Linked DNA regions of Homo sapiens: region 2 is linked to region 1. Evidence: chromatin loops called from intact Hi-C (ENCODE). Cell type or tissue: sigmoid colon. All regions are shown on one strand. Links, peaks and the distances in the headings refer to the core of each region. The heading gives the core; the rest is flanking DNA. Region 1 overlaps RREB1 (ras responsive element binding protein 1). Region 2 overlaps RREB1 (ras responsive element binding protein 1).

The links. Hi-C counts contacts between places; a loop is a spot of excess contacts. Peaks named below come from ENCODE experiments on the same cell type or tissue, not always from the same donor. Only the 100,000 strongest peaks of a DNase experiment are listed, where the experiment ranks them.
Region 2: it touches region 1 in a loop (2.6-fold over the local background); 16 of 110 quality-filtered maps call a loop at or near these places.

What each region holds. Positions count from the first base shown.
Region 1 is chr6:7,114,317-7,119,687 of GRCh38, reverse strand. The region is part of intron 1 of RREB1 (ras responsive element binding protein 1); the gene reads right to left. Among named protein-coding and RNA genes, the nearest start is that of RREB1, 9.0 kb to the right of the region's middle. RefSeq lists an enhancer at 125-700 and a silencer at 3,938-4,232. In sigmoid colon, for the core only: no CTCF peak of the experiment used is centred there; no DNase peak of the experiment used is centred there; H3K27ac peaks cover 1,846 bases.
Region 2 is chr6:7,166,736-7,172,106 of GRCh38, reverse strand. The region is part of intron 1 of RREB1 (ras responsive element binding protein 1); the gene reads right to left. Among named protein-coding and RNA genes, the nearest start is that of RREB1, 61 kb to the right of the region's middle. RefSeq lists enhancers at 2,138-2,637, 2,638-3,139, 5,357-5,371. In sigmoid colon, for the core only: no CTCF peak of the experiment used is centred there; a DNase peak (open chromatin) is centred at 2,616; H3K27ac peaks cover 2,608 bases.

The DNA.
Region 1 (5,371 bases), core at 182-5,181:
AGCCTGCTCTAGCCCTTATCTACCGCACCATCCCTGTAATTCACTGGTTCTGTGTCTTGTCTTCCTCCAAACACTGTGCTTTTCTCATTTTCCTGGACGCACACCTCTCTCCAACCTCAGGGTCTTTGTACAAGCCGTTTTCTGACGCTTTTTCTTTCCTCTCACCCATCCTTCAGCTATTAGCTCAAATGTCACTTCCACAAGGTGCCTTCCTTGACCGGCCTCCCAGCATCTTTCACTCCTCCCCCACACACAAAGGCCACACACTGGTGGCACTTAGCACGTGTATATAAAAATGACTTCTTAGTTGCTGAACACGTGTCCTTTTCTTTTTTTTTGAGATGGAGTCTCGCTCTGTCACCCGAGCTGGAACGCAGTAGCACGATCTCAGCTCATTCAACCTCTGCCTCCAGGGTTCAAGCGATTCTCCTGCCTCAGCCTCCTGAGTAGTTGGGATTACAGACGCCCGCCACTACGCCCAGCTAATTTTTGTGTTTTTAGTAAAGATGGGGTTTCACCATACTAGCCAGGCTGGTCTCCCAAAGTGCTGGGATTACAGGCGTGAACCACCACGCCTGCCATTTCTTTTGATGCAATATATCCTCTACGAGGCTTTCAACTATCTTTCCCATACCAGTAAACTTGGTGCTTAACACAGTAGCCTTGCATAGTGGATATTCAAATATGTATTGAATCAATAAAAATCTGTAAATGTTAAAAAAATAATAACACCATGGGAGGCCAGGTGCAGTGGCTCACGCTTGTAATCCCATCACTTTGGGAGGCCGAGGTGAGTGCACCACCTGAGGTCAGCAGTTTGAGACCAGCCTGGCTAACATGGTGAAACCCTGTCTCTAAAAAAAAAAAAAAAAAAAAAAAAAAAAAATTAAAAAAAACACCATGGGATTGGCAAATTTGGTGGTGAAAAACTGACTATTTTCAAAAGGACGCTAAATCTCATACTGAATCACACTCCAGGACAGGAGGTTGTGAAGCCTTATTAAGCTTTTGAACAAATGGTTCTCAGAAACCTTCTTTTCATGATTTAAATACAAATCAAATTCAGAGACACGCAAGTTAAGCCTCCTTTAAACTATACTTGGTTTTAAACTTTTAATAGAACACTTTAGCCAAATACATACAGATTTAACTAACCAAGCCATAGAAAACCTGTTTGAGATGTTCACTAGTTTTATAAAATTATCCTCCAAAACATTTAAAATTCCTAAAGCAAAGGAAAAACTGACTTTAAAATAACCTATTTTCTGGGCGGGAGCGGTGGCTCACACCTGTAATCCCAGCACTTTGGGAGGCCAAGGCGGGCAGATCACATGAGGTTGGGAGTTTGAGACCAGCCTGGCCAACATAGTGAAACTCTGTTTCTACTAAAAATACAAAAATTAGCCAGGTGTGGTGGCATGCGCCTGTAATCCCAGCTACTCAGGAGGCTGAGGTGGGAGAATCGCTTGAATCCAAGATGTGGAGGTTGCAGTGAGCTGAGATTCCACCCCTGCACTCCAGCCTGGGAGATAGTGCAAGACTCTGTCTCAAAAAGAAAACAAAAAACTATTTTCTGTATTGAAGAGGAAAATATATGAGCCTCCTGATAAATAAAACTACGTTAGAATATTATATCTGAATGTATCTGCCAAATCTGAGCCTAAACTCTAGTTAGCAGATAAGCACTTGTTAAAAAATATTTATAGTAATATATTTTTAATCAACCAGGATTTCATCTTGTATAAAAAATACCAAGAACTTCCACACACTATGTCATTTTCTTCTTTTTGCTTTTTTAAATTCATGTCAGGCTCAGTGGCTCATACCTCATACCTGTAATCTCAACACTTTGGGAGGCTGAGGTAGGAGGACTGCTCCATCCCAGGAGTTTAGGAATTTGAGACCAGCATGAGCAACATAGAGAGACCCTGTCTCCAAAAAAATAAAAAATAAAAATTCATTGTTTAAAAAGGAAATCTGGTGGGGCGCGGTGGCTCATGCCTGTAATCCCAGCACTCTGGGAGTCCAAGGTGGGCAGATCACCTGAGGTCAGGAGTTCAAGACCAGCCTGGCCAACATGGTGAAACCCCATCTCTACTAAAAAAAATACAAAAATTAGCTGGGTGTGGTGGTAGGCGCCTGTAATCCCAGCTACTCGGGAGGCTAAGAGAATCGCTTGAACCTGGGAGGCGGAGGTTGCAGTGAGCCAAGACTGCGCCATTGCACTCCAGCCTCGGTGACAAGAGTAAAACACTTCGTCTCAAAAAAAAAAAAAAAAAAAAAAAAAAAAAAAAAAAAACAGGAAACCTATTCACATGGTTCACCTTTGTGTTTCAGAACACCCACCCCATCTTCCTGGTTATCTCCCCTATTTCTGAAGACATATCTACCTCTTTTATGAGAAAATTAAGATTTTGATTTTGTATATTCAGAGAAATGTTTTGTTTTTTACACTGAAGTGTCAGAATAAAGGGAGCTCCCTTAAAACAGTGAAAATGATTATTTTTATAAATATGATCTAAAATCAACTATTACCACGTGTATACTGCACATACACAGACACATACAAACACATAAAGCAAGATTTATACCCTGTAGATTTCTGGCTTGGTATTCTGTTTTGAATCCTACGAGTAATGGAAAAAAGAGAAGCTAAATTATACACAGACCAACACTCCTATTAACTCATACCACTAATGAAACAAAACTCTAACTAAGCAGAGAAAATGGGCCCACACATTGGAGCTCTGAAATGATTTTGGTCTTTGATCTGTGTGCCCATCTCTCCTATTTAATGTAAACTTCAAATCAAGAGCCATGAAAAATGGTTATAATTAGTAAAGGCCCCAGTGTGACAGCTTTTAGTGCAACCAGGCATTAACAAGGAGTTTTTTTCACTTTTACATTAAGCTGAGCCAACTTTTATTTTAGAATTTCTGTAATTCAAAATTCTTTCCCACCAAAGAACTTAATTCTTTCCCACCTAGCACCACCTTCTGCATGATGGGTATGCTGAAATCGTTAGTTCATGTCTATTTCCTTCATTGAATTTGTAGCACTATTTAGGCCTTAGCTTCCAAATTACATGTGGCTATTCTCCAAAATCTTCAGAAACTCTCATTTTTGTATCAGAAATCAACACACAGTGGTGAGTGAGCACCAACTATGCAATCGTTCTAGGTGCAGGAGATGGGAAAATATTCTTGAAGTGAGAGAAACATGTTAAGAGATAAATTACAACAGACAAGACTTGACAGATGGGGGTAAAAGTTACTCACAACAGAAGAGCTAATTCTCCATAGAAGAGGTAGTATTTAAGCTGGGTCTTGAAAAAAAGAGTACAAAATTTTTATTGCTGAAGGAAGGGGATGGGGATGCAACAGAATGAACAATCCAGGCAACAGGAGGCAGTAAGAATCAATTCAGTGTGGCAGTGGGGTAGAAGAGAGTGACAAGAGCTGAGACTAGAAATTCAGCTTGGAAGCAGACGAAGTTCCTTGTATGCCAAGTTAAGGAGTTTGGATTTCTTCCTGTAGACAACAGAGAGCCAAGAGATGTTTTTAAGCAGGCAAACACCACGCACGGCTTTAGTTCTGATGATTCTGGCAGCAGAGTGGAGGATGAACTGCAGTAAGGAGAAACTGGTGGCAGGAAATTAACTTGGGAGGCGTTTGTGACTTGATGAGGGCCTTAGGTCAGAAACGATAGAACAGCCAATGCCAGGGCCAGACTGGAGTGTGGTTTTGCAGAGGGCCTGGTGACTGATCGAACATTGGGGCAGGACAGACATACGTCAGGACGGCAGTAAGACTCCTGGCCTAGAAGGCTGGGTGGATGGTGATCACCTTCCAGAAGGAAGGGAGAGGACTTTCATTTTTACAAGTACCTGCAGGGTAAGGTACTTGCAGGGTGATCAGGGTGACAAAAGGTTCAAGCTTGGGAGAAGTTGTAAATGGAGATATAGAGTTGGGAGTTGGCAGTTTATAGGTTAGACGAGAAGACAGAAAAGCACCAGAACGCAGAGTGCGTTCTGCAGGAACAGGACTCGTTACCACGTATGGGACTGCAAAGGTGGCTGCAGAGCAATGGCCCTGAGCACCATCAGTGCGACTGACACCAATGGGACACTGACTAACCGCTGGTTTAGATGTAAAAAGAGCTATCTTCAAGTATTGCACATGTCTATAAAGTGGGAGCCCAGGCCACTCTAGGGGTGACTCTGCCTACCACTGGCAGCCCTTCCTTTTCTGGAATTCGATCTCTGTCTCCCTGTTTTCTTCTCCCCTCTATGGTTTCCTTACCTCCTGTCTGTGTGATAGGCTGGGGGGTGGGGGGGAAGGCCAAGGGTCAGATCAGTTAACACTTGCTGGCTAAAAGATCACTCCTGACACTATATTAGACATTTCTGGTCTGAGGCCTGGGGTCCCTTAACATAAAAATAATCACCGCCTCCTACCCTGCATCCCCTTACTCCCTCCCTATCCCTCCCAACCACAGCAGCTGGCAGCCATCCACCCTCTCAAGAGGAGATGTATGGACAGAGCACCCGGCTCAGAAACACTGCCCTATAAAAACGGCAGACGGTTATGTAAGAATTTTGCAAAAACTTGAGAAAATAAAACAAGGGAGACTACGAATGCAAAAACATTAACTGTTAAGCAAGTAAGGGCTAGTTCAAACACTTAAAAAAAAAAAAAGGTATACTCCACATAACTTAGAACATGAAGGAGGCTGCAGATGACAGCACCAGAGCAAGTTTCCCAAATAACTGAAGAGGTGACTGGGAAAGCTGAGCCATCGACCACAACAGCTTCACAAAGCCAATGAATCTAGTTTGTTTTAGAAGTAGATGACTTCTAGAATTTTCATTTACTACGGGGTTTTCAAATATATTTAATGCCACTTAACATTTTCCTCAACCCCAAATTTTCTGTGAAACTTCGAACTTGCCAACCATGGTACCTCAGAGGCAAATAAGAGCTTACTTGCTTTATGGAATTTCAGATTTCTAAATATATCGCATGCAATACAGGCAGCGCACCCAGTGGACTTGTAGATGAGACCCAGGCCACGACTACTGTACCTTTCAAGCAGGCTTTCTCAACCTCAGCTCTGCTGACGTATGGGGGTCGTTCTGTGCACTCCAAGATGTGGAACAGCATCTTTGGGGTCTATGCACTAAAGGCCAGTAGCAGCTCCCCGCTGCCGCCCCCCCCCCCACCAGAAACACTTAAAAATGTCTCCAGACAGTGCCAAAAGTCCCCTGGGGGCAAACCCACCAGGTTGAGAACCACTTCTTCAAAGAGTAAGCCCCAAGCTTGTCATCAGCTTTTTCCTTAAAACTCATCCCTCACCCTGATCAACATGGTGA
Region 2 (5,371 bases), core at 276-5,275, 52 kb before region 1:
AGGTATGGTAGCACCCTCCTGCAGTCCCAGCTACTTGGGAGGCTGAGGCAGGAGGATTGCATGAGCCCAGGAGTGCGAAGCTGCACTGAGCTAGCATGACGTCACTGTACTCAAGCCTGGTCAACAGGGCCAGACTTTATCTCCAAAAAAAAAAAAAAAGACTAATGGTCAGGCTCTTTAACCTGCCATTCAAGAGTCTCCATGCTCTGGCCTCAGTCCACCTTCTGGCCCCGTCGCACACCAGTCCCCTTGGTTACCCTTTCTGCTCAGTTCCTTGCCCCAGAATATCTGCCTGCACCCCTCTCCTGACCTCATCCCTCATGGCCATGTTCCACATGACTCCCACTGACCCATGGCTCGTGGTTCCAAATTCCAGGACACACTCACCTCTAATGTTGCCATCACACCCATCACACTTCATCATGGCTAACCATTTTTGAGCACCATGTGCCACATGCACTGTCTCATTTAATCCTCAAAACAACAACCATGAGGATTGTTCCCAGTGTACAGCCATAAAGACAAAGGTTGAGAGGGACTGAGTCACTTGTCTCCAAGATCCTAGAGCTGCTGCGTGGTAGAGCAATGTAATAAATCCAGTTGCTGAACTCTGTTAAATTTCTTTTGGAAAAGTGTGCGACTCCTGGCCCATGGCTGGAGAGCACAGGTGTGCTCCCTTAGTCACGTTCTCTGACTTCTAATAATCTCGCTCTGCATCACTGCTGCCCTTCCAGATGCTCTGCACCTGGCTTTCCATTTCCGTCCCCGTCAAGGCAGGAAGGCGGAGTGCTCTCCTCCCCCTTCACCTCTGCCCTCCTCTCCCTGGCAGGAGGCAGAACTGGACTTCCACCTCAGTCTAAAAGGTTCGTTGCAGCGGGCAAGAGTTTGGAAACACTACGCTTGCTCTGCAAAGTGATGGGGCACTTCACGTTATATACCCTTGTGTTCTAGAAGCAGCCAAGCAAAGGAGGCTCTGCCTGAATCCTGAACAGTCTAGTCCTATCTGATGAGCTGACCTTGCAGAGAAGATCCACCAACACGAGGCAGGGAGAAATTAACTACTACAGACCCTCCACCAAACAAACCCCAAGGGCATGAGCATCCAGCCCTTTATTAGAAATGCAAATTCTCAGTCCCACCCCAGACCTACCGAGTCAGAAACCCTCTGGGGGCTGGCACAGCAGTGTGAGTTTCTGAGTTAACAGCTCTCTGGAGGCTTCCATCCAGCCCTGAGAACCAGCTCATGAAGAAGCTCAGGATCTCACTGAAAACCTTCCTTTAGTGAGGATTTGGGAGAAGCTGCTTGGCTTATCATACACCTCCAGAGCAAAAACCAAGGCCCTGGGTCAGAGACAAAGATCCCCATTTCTAACTCTGGCTTTATCTACCACAATAAAAAATAATAATAAATGAGGGACAGGGAGGAATGGATCTATGCAGGGCTTCCTCAGGAACAAACACACATCAGAGGTAGGCTTCAGACAGGCAAGGCCAGCCTGCAGTGCATGGCTGGCAAAACCACATGGCCTGGGCCTTCACGCAGCCCTGGATCCTAAAAGCCTTCTCTCCAGCAAACAGCAGTTGCCAAGCCTGTGGTACTTCCCGAAAAGCTCCTTGGAGGTGGTTGTGGATCACCTCCAAACCTGAGCCCTTCAGCCAGGATTCCTGGTGGCCCCGGATACCCTCCCTCACCTCTCTGCTGCTCCTGGGCAGTGAGGAGTGAGCAACAAGGGGCAGGTGACGGGGAGAACAGTTAGGGAGATGACCTCAAGGGGAGACACGCAGCCCTGGGGTTCCCTCTTACAGCCTTGGAAACTGCTCACCATCTACTACAGTTTATCTCTTAATGGGACCAGAGGGTGGAGGAAGGAAAATCAGAGGTCATTCTCACAGGCCAGGGTGTCTGCTCCTTACTCTGACTAGGTTTCAAATACCCCGCTGGTCTTGACCTGGAGCATTTTATTAGAAATAACACAAGCTACTGATGCTCCTTTTCAAAAGCAATGTCGGTTGTTCTTAGGTAAAGGAAAACTTCAATATTTTGTAAAGTGTGGGGGAAGGAGCAGCTTAATGCAGAGTAATAGGTTCCATGCAGGAAGCAGCTTCTCTTAAAAATCACTTGGACATTTAAATTATTACATTAAATATAACTTCAGCAGGGAGGCACACATTGACTGGGGAGACAGGGTCCCTGCCTACCAAATTTATCTACGTCAGTCAGATTGAGTATTTAAAACATGATCCACGGGAGAGCTAGGGAGATTTTCTGGACAATGCCAGATAAAACCATCCTGTGGTACCCCATTCTTCTTCCTGCACCTCTCTGCAAGGCTCTGTGCTTCTTTAAAGGAAGGAAATGGGGCACAGTCCCAGTGATAAGCTTTCCTGCTAGTACATGAGGACTATGAAGAAGCTGACTCCACTTCTTGTAGCTCTTCTCCAGGGAGCATGTCTTCCTGCCAGGATCTAACTACTGCCAGATTTGCAAGGCCAAGACACAGCTGCTAAATGGCAGCCATTTGTCACACAGCACCCGGCTCCCCTGGGAGGGGACACAGCAGCCCTCGGCACTCAGCTGTGGGAAGAGTTGAGTCCCTGGCCCTTTCCCCAAAAAAGCCAGACTTTTCCTAAACATTGTTTTTCAGCCTGCCTGCCAGGACCCTGGTATTTCATCACTTTCTTGCCTAACTTAGCAGAAACATGTATCGTCTCTACTCTGGGTGCCCAAGGTGGACTATGCTCTAATAAGGAAGCACCCATGCTGGACCACAGGGGCAGAGGGCCCACAGGGCACCCTCACCTACCCCCAGGGCAAGGCAGGGTTTCCTGGGCCAAGGCTAAAGATGTCCCACAGGGAATTAAGTTGAGCAGCTCCCCTGCCCTGTCCCACCCTAAGATCTGCTCTCCTGGCTTATCAGGTAGACCCAGGTGCAAGAAAGGGTAGGAAGAGGCCTCCACAACACACCTTGGTTGAGGAATTTGAAAACAGAAAAGAATGTTGCTATAAGTAACAGAAAACAGGATTCAAGTCAGAGTATACTGGAAATCTAATGTGCATCCAATTATATTTTTTCCAGAGCACCCACTTCCCTGATAACCTAGGGCACTAACACTTGTGACATAAACTCTATGCTAGAAATATGCTAGGCACTTTACATATATTTAATCCTCCCCCACATCTTGTAAGGTAATGATTAGGTTATTTGCTAGATATAGCACAGCTCTTAAAGGGCGGAGCCAGGAGTCTAGCCTGGGGTTGTCTGACTCCAAAAATCTTGTACTTTCCACTGTAGCACAAGAAGGGTCTTTGAAAAACCATTTGGAGAAGGGTCATTAGCAAGCTAGAGGATTGGGAAACCAAGTCAAGGGGAAAACTGGAAATGGCTAACAGAATGGAGACAAGAGCCAGCTACAAAAGCTGCAGGACTGGTGTGTGGAAGAGGGGCACACTCATTGCACAGGTCCACCATGGAAGGAATGAGGCACAAACAAGTAACTCTGGAGCTCCATGATTCTTTAAACCAGAGCTTTGAACTAAGCCCTCAGATGGATACAGGCCAGATAAGGTAATGAGCTCGCTGTCCCCAGGAGTCTTCAAGCAGAGGGTGGGTAACCACTAGTTAATTAAAAAGCAAACAAAAAACCCCAGTCCGGCAATGGGTGGGAGACCAGGTTAGAAGACTCTTCTGACTTCCAGATTCTGCACTTCTAAGGGGACAATCTATCTTGCATAACACTTGTCCTCTCTGCATAATACCTTAAGATTCCAAAAGCATGTGCAAGAATAAACCATTACAGCATAACTTTAAAAGCACATGACATGGGGAATCTTTTTTTTTTTTTTTTTTTTTTCAGACGGAGTCTCACTCTGTCACCCAGGCTGGAGTGCAGTGGCATGATCTCGGCTCACTGCAACCTCTGCCTCCTGGGTTCAAGTGATTCTCCTGCCTCAGCCTCCCGAGTAGCTGGGATTACAGGCATGCATCACCACACCCGGCTAAATTTGTATTTTTAGTAAAGATGGAGTTTTGTTGAACAGGCTGGTCTCAAACTCCTGACCTCAAGTGATCCTCCCACCTCGGCCTCACAAAGTGTTGGGATTACAGGCGTGAACCACCGTGCCCAGCCTGACATGGGGAGTCTTAAATTTTGGCCTGGAAATCCAGCTTGCCATCAATGGAGCCACCGAACTCTGAGCCTCAGTTCTCCTAGCTGAAAAATGAAGCTGATAACACTGCCCTCCTTACCTTACAATATAGGTTCAAAGGAGTGCTTGTTAAAATACTTTACAAACATTGTGGCATCCTCCAGCATGCGAGCTACTGATGCTACACTATTTATCCTCCAACATTCCAGGTAGTCCCTGGGATGATTCTCCTAACTCCTCAATTCACCCATCTGCTTCCCCTATTGGATTGCCAAAACCTTGAAGGCAGGAGCTCACCTTGATGGTCTTCTAAAAAAATTCCTGTCCCCGGCCGGGAGCGGTGGCTCACGCCTGAGGCGGGTAGACTGCCTGAGGTCAGGAGTTCGAGACCAGCCTGGCCAACATAGTGAAACCCCATCTCTACTAAAAATACAAAAAATTAGCTGGGCGTGGTGGCGGGTACCTGTAATCCCAGCTACTCAGGAGGCTGAGGCAGGAGAATTGCTTGAACCCAGGAGGCAGAGGTTGCAGTGAACCAAGATAGTGCCATTGCACTCCAGCCCGGGCAACAAGAGCAAAACTCCATCTCAAAAAAAAAAAAAAAAAAAAATCCTGTCCCAGCCCACAAGTTGGACAATTTAAAATAAATATAATTTGGCTTTTCCCAAATGCAATCCCCTGGCCAATGAGAACAGCTGCTGACACAGTCGCCATGCTATCTGGCGACCAGGAAATAAAAACCCCTCTGACTTCAGTTGCTGCTGAAACCAATCCTGGTCAGCTTCACGTTTGGTTAATTACGGAAGTACACACTACTGGCTGCCACAGGGATGCAGCTCTTTCTTCCCTATATTCACCAAGCTGCTTCTCTCCCAACTAACTGCAGCACCTGAATACAGCATGGCTGACACCATGACAATGTATGGTAGAAATGGGAGTGTTCTGGGACACATCTCTGAAGTGAATCTAAGTATCTTCGGTCACATTTCCAGCTTCTGGTAAGAAGCTAGGGTAAAGTTCAGTAGCAGTTTGCATAGAGTTTTAGGCAATATCCTGCAACTCTTTCACAGGCCCTGAGGTCGCCGGGCTGGCCTTTCTGACATGCTCAGGGAAAGGGTGCAGCAGCAACGGGATTCTCCACTTTGCCCCAGGGACGAGCTGCAAGCTAAGCAATCCCAGGGCAGGTGATTTACCTTAAATCTGGGCTTCGAATTCCCAGAATTC